Linked DNA regions of Homo sapiens: region 1 is linked to region 2. A link is a loop called in an ENCODE intact Hi-C map of the cell type or tissue named here. Cell type or tissue: B cell. All regions are shown on one strand. Each heading gives the region's core, and the rest is flanking DNA. Links, peaks and the distances in the headings are about the cores only.

What was found. Peaks named below come from ENCODE experiments on the same cell type or tissue, not always from the same donor. Only the 100,000 strongest peaks of a DNase experiment are listed, where the experiment ranks them.
Region 1: a loop joins it to region 2, with 4 times the contacts of the local background. A loop is called at or near these places in 1 of 110 quality-filtered maps.

The regions. Positions count from the first base shown.
Region 1 is chr2:113,922,422-113,925,344 of GRCh38, forward strand. The region is part of intron 3 of ACTR3 (actin related protein 3); the gene reads left to right. Among named protein-coding and RNA genes, the nearest start is that of ACTR3-AS1, 33 kb to the left of the region's middle. In B cell, for the core only: no CTCF peak of the experiment used is centred there; a DNase peak (open chromatin) is centred at 1,390; H3K27ac peaks cover 2,474 bases.
Region 2 is chr2:113,858,223-113,861,145 of GRCh38, forward strand. All of the region lies in intron 2 of ACTR3-AS1 (ACTR3 antisense RNA 1), which reads right to left. Among named protein-coding and RNA genes, the nearest start is that of ACTR3, 30 kb to the right of the region's middle. In B cell, for the core only: no CTCF peak of the experiment used is centred there; a DNase peak (open chromatin) is centred at 1,489; H3K4me3 peaks cover 1,010 bases; H3K27ac peaks cover 2,500 bases.

The sequences.
Region 1 (2,923 bases), core at 334-2,833, 64 kb after region 2:
TACAGATTTGAATTCCTGACTGTTGGCTTCTGCTGCTTCTGCGAAATATGTGGTGGCATCATCTGCTGGTCATGGATGTGGGGAGAAGGTGAAATCTTAGCGGTAGGGGCGGCATTGACACTCGTCATTGTGAAGAGTAAAGAGGAACAGAGTAGAAGAGTAAAGGCTTGCCAGGCAAGGTTAGGTCCATTTGAGAATAATGACTATGAATTCTTAGTCTTTAGCACCCTAGTGCAAATGCTTCTGCGGTATAATCAGCATTCTGGATATAGGCAAGTTTATGTTAGGGATATATGCTGGGTTGGATTTTGGTAGACAGGATGAAAAAAGAACATGTGAAATAAAGGTGATGGGTCAAAATCTAGACTGTGTATATTGATGGCTAGGGAATAATTAAAGCAACCAGTGGACCAAAAGTCTTAATTGGTGTTCAGAAGAGATCTCTTGAGGTGGTTGAGTATGCTAGAATAATAAGAGGTTGTGATCAGAGAAGGGTATACCTGCATTTCAGCGATTGAGAGGTGATAGTGATGATGATATAAGATCTATACTGTGGCCAAAATGGAAAAGAGATACCACTGAAAGTGATGAAGTCAGTCAGTCGAGAGGCCAGAGTTCCTTTCCACTGATTCTGTCCACTCATTTTAAACGCATTTTTAAGTCTTCTAAGTGCTACTAACAAACCAGAACAAAACTTCTCTCAATCTTTATTCCTACCTTCTGTCCTCAGCAATTTAGCTATTTTTCTCTTTCCTTTTAAAACGACACTTCTTAGTGAGTCTCAAGATATTTGATATGCTCTTTGTTAAATCCAATTATATGTAACAGTTTTCATCCTTCTTGATTTGTCTTTCTTTTGCAGGATTACTCTAATGGTTATCTTCCTAACATGGAATATTTGTTTGTTTGTTTGTTTGTTTGTTTGTTTGTTTTTGAGACGGAGCCTGGCTCTGTCGCCCAGGCTAGAGTGCAGTGGCGCGATCTCAGCTCACTGCAGCCTCGACTTCGGGTTCATGCCATTCTCCTGCCTCAGCCTCCCAAGTAGTTGGGACTACAGGCGCCCACCACCGTGCCCGGCTAATTTTTTATATTTTTAGTAGAGATGGGGTTTCACCGTGTTAGCCAGGATGGTCTCAATCTCCTGACCTCGTGATCTGCCTGCCTCGGCCTCCCAAAGTGCTGGGATTACAGGCATGAGCCACTGTGCCCGGCCTGTTTTGTTTGTTTTTATTTGTTGTTTCTATTGTCACTGATTTCTCCTTTACCCACTACTCAAACGTTGGTTTCTCTAGGCACTGCTTTCAGTTCTCCTTTTTTTTTTTTTTCTCTTCTCATAAAATGGGGTGACTCAATGTTTTATTCTTTCATTAAAGACTTTCTCTAGGTGATCTCCTCCATTCCTTTGTCTGCAACCACAGACCAGATCTCTACTTTCAGTTCCTTGACTACATCTTCACCTACCTATTTCCTGGCTCTTGAGTTTTAGTATATCTAAAACAAAACGTATTATATATACTCCACTCTTGTTTATTCCAAGATCAGACAAAACACAATTTTTATGTTTTGATTAATGGATCTGGTCCATCCTAACTTCAAAGCTGGAAACCTGTTGGCATCTTCTGACTTTTTTCTCTTTTTTTTTTTTTTTTTGAGACAGGTGTCTTGCCCTGTTGCCCATGTTGGAATGCAGTGGTGAGATCTTGGCTCACTGCAAGACCCTCCACAATCACTTTGACCCTCTGGGCTCAAGTGATTCTTCCACCTCAGCCTCCTGAGTAGCGGGGACTACAGGTGTGTGCCACCACACCTGGCTAATTAAAAATTTTTTTTTTTTTTGTAGAGACAGGGTCTCACTACGTTGCCTAGGCTGGTCTCAAACTCCTGGGCTCAAGCCATCCTCTCACCTTGGCCTCCCAAAGTGCTGGGATTATAGGTATGAGCCACCATGCCCAGCCCTTTCTTATTCTTATTGACTGAGAAATCTTCAATGTGGCCCCTTGTCGTCCATACCACTATTGGTACTCTTGTTCTCACTTGGTTCTGTTAAGCTTCATTTGAGCTTTCCCAATGCTGCTATAATAGTCTTCCTAAAAATTAAAGCTGTTCTTATTCCCCTGCTTAAAAATTTCTCTGCTGTTTTATTTCTTATAGAATAAAACCTAAATAAAAGGAAAATTTTTGAGAATCTAGTCCCTTTGATCTAGAACTGGTATATCTCTCTACGCACCTTCAAATCTTTTGGCACATAAATTTCTCATTGATAACTTCAGTTTTGTTTTTGTATACCATGCAGTGTTTGTCTTTCTATACATCTTTTTCTGTTCTCCACAAGTTCCTCCATACCTCTCATTCCCCTGCCAAAAAAAAAGCCAGAAAGCAGAACTGAGTTAAGACCCGGCTTAGATATGACCTCCTCAGCGAAACCTTTTCTCTCACAAAACAAGGTGGTCATCTTATTCAAGGAACTATTTATTTATTTATTTATTTATTTATTTGACAGAGTGTTACTCTGTTGCCCAGGCTGGAGTGGAGTGATGTGATCTTGGCCTACTGCAACCTCTGACTCCTGGGTTCAAGAGATTCTCCTGCCTCAGCCTCCCCAGTAGCTGGGATTATAGGTGCCTGCCACCATGCCTGACTGATTTTTGTATTTTCAGTGGAGATGGGGCTTCACCATATTGGCCAGGCTGGTCTTGAACTCCTGACCTCAAATGATCCACCCACCTCAACCTCCCAAAGTGCTGGGATTACAGGCGTGAGCCATCGTGCCACCTTTTTTTTTTTTTTTTTTGGAGACAGAGTCTTACTCTATCGCCCAGGCTGGAGTGCAATGGAGTGATCTTGGCTCACTGCAACCTCCGCCTCCTGGGTTCAAGTGATTCTCTTGTCTCAGCCTCCCGAGTAGCTGGGATTATAGGCATGC
Region 2 (2,923 bases), core at 294-2,793:
AAAATAAGAAACAAAGTTATATGGGAAGACTGGACTTGGACATCAACTTTTTAAACCTTTCCTGGATCCTGTGAGCCAATAAATTCCTCTTTGTGTCTAAGTTAGTTCAAGTTAGGTTACTGCCCTTTAAAATCAACCAACCAAAGTAATAAAAACTGTCAATGGAGGAGGAGTGAGACATTTCTTTTTGGCTATGTTGAATAGATGAGATATAATTTACCCAAAGTGTAGTTTACAGACAAGCCAGTCACCACACAGCCCACTTCTGGGGGTAACTGCAGAGCCTACAGGTCCTACTAAGAAGGTGGCCATGTTCTATGCCACGTTCTCTGCCCCGCTTCCAGAACCCCTCAGCCCCCAGTTCTCCCAGCTCAGCTGACTAGAATCAGGAATGTGCTCATGATCCAAAGGCCATCAGTTTTTCTATGGGTTTATGGCCCACGAGGAGGTTTAGCATATAGAACCTCTGCTTCAATAGGGATACTACTGAGTCAAACAGACATTATTGCCTAGAAATTTCATGTGGAACTGACAAATTGTGAATAAGTTGAAGTTTTGAGTTATCAGAAAGGAGGAGTGAGCAGTTATGAACAAGCAGAAGCTATAGGTAAGCCAAAATCAAACGGTATTTATAGGAGAGTTGAAAAATTAGTAGAAATGGGAATGGTAGCAGTACAGTTGGAGGGATGCTGAGTCACTGCATTTATGGGATCCCTGAACTTGCCAAGGCAGCAAGAAGATGACTCAGATTGGTGACTCTTCCACTGGATGCTTCTAGTTCCTGAGTGACTTCCAGAGTCCAAGAGGCCCAGCTCGACAGCTTTTCTTGATATGCCAGAAGGTCCTTAAAGTCCTTATTTCCATAAATACCGTCACGATACCCCTGCTCCCATCACCCAGATGAACCGCTGTTCTTTGTAGTGAAATGGTCTTAACAAACATCTCAATAATAACATTGGCTAACACTTATTTAACATGGATTATGTGCCAAGCACTGAGATATTAATTTTACACATTGTACCTCACTTAATTTTCTCAACAATCCTATGAGGCAGGTACATATTATTCTTACCAATTTATGGATGGAGAAACCTAACTTAGAGAGGTTACCTTGCTTGTCCAAGTCACATCTTCTGTAGGGGAGCTAAGTCTGAAGCAGATCTGTATAACTCTAGAGTCCAAACATGTAATTATATTTAACTTCTCTCAAGTTACTCAGTTCCCTTGGGATCATTTCGGGTGTAGAGAGTGTAAGTAATTTAACTTTAAGTCATAAAATAAGAAATGTAGCAACCAGAACTAAAAGGGGAAAAAAGACTCATCATGAATATCACGTGTTATAAAATAATCATGTGTCTTGCTGAAACTTCATAAAAGAGAAGTTCTAGAAAGTTATCCCAAAGCAAGAAGTGGTGAATGGGAATTTATTACTAATTTTAGATACATAATATGTGCCAGATGTATTGTCCTATTTGAACAAATGGCTAAGGAAAATATGTATTCTTTGTAGTTTAATAGTGGCCTCAATTTTCCTAATTTGCTTCATAAAGTCTTACGCTCTTGACAGGGAATTCTCCTGCAAAGGGGTTTTTAGAAATCAACCATGGATGTAGAGAAGAGACTACTTTGCATAAAAAAAAGAGAAGTGAAACTGTAGAGTTTAAAAAAAAAAATGTGGCCAGGGACGGTGGCTCATGCCTATAATCCCAGCACTTTGGGAGGCTGAGACAGGTGGATCACCTGAGGTCAAGAGTTCAAGACTAGCCTGGCCAACATGGTGAAACCCTTTCTCTACGAAACGTACAAAAATTAGCTGTGTGTGGTGGCGTGCGCCTGTAGTCCCAGCTACTCAGGAGGCTGAGGCAGGAGAATTGTTTGAACCCAGGAGGTGGAGTTTTCAGTGAGCTGAGATTGTACCACTGCACTCCAGCCTGAGCAACAGAGCGAGACTCATCTCAAAATAAATAAATAAAATAAAAAATATATGTGTAAGAAAAATAAACTGTGAGATATGAAGTGTAAAATTTCAACTCTTCTAATTATGCTGAATTAATAACTAAAATTTATTTTTCAAAAACTGGAAAATTTAGCAGAGATGTAGCTATTTAAAAATGAATAATAATGTTGAATATGTGTTTGCTCCATGAGGGCATAGATTTTTGTATTTCCTTCACTACTGGATCCTTAGAAGCTGGAACAGACTCTGTTATATAGTAGATGTTCAATAAAAATCTGTTAAATAGAACAAATAAATGACTGAACTCAGAAAACTGAGATTATTCTCTGAATTGTATCTCTAAATGATATACGAGCAAGTCATTTAGCATATTTGGATGCAAGTTTTATTTATTTATTTGTGAGATTTTTGTGTTATAAAAGATACTGCAAGGAGAGGGAATTTGTTCTACTAGACATAAAACCGAACAGCATGGCACTGGTTTAGGAACAGGCAATAAGTCAAAGGAACAGACTAGAAAATGTAGAGATAGACTTTGTATACACACATACACACACACTCACACTCACACTCACACTTATTTAAACAACATCAGTATATAATATAAAATGAATTGTTTATGACATCAGGCCATTGATTAAGATAAATAATATTAATTCCCTTTCAAGCCATATACAAAGCTAAATTCCAGATAGATCAAGGACTTGAACATGTTTTAATAAAAAAGCAAAGTATAGTCGGGCACGGTGGCTCATGTATGTAATCCCAGCACCTTGGGAGGCCAAGGTGGGTGGATTTCTTGAGGCCAGGAGTTCGAGACCAGCCTGGCAAACAAGGCAAAACCCCATCTCTACTAAACATACAAAAATTAGCCGGGCATGGTGGCACACACCTGTAATCCCAGCTACTACTCAGGAGGCTGAGGAATGAGAATCACTTGAACTTGGGAGGTGGAGGTTGCAGTGA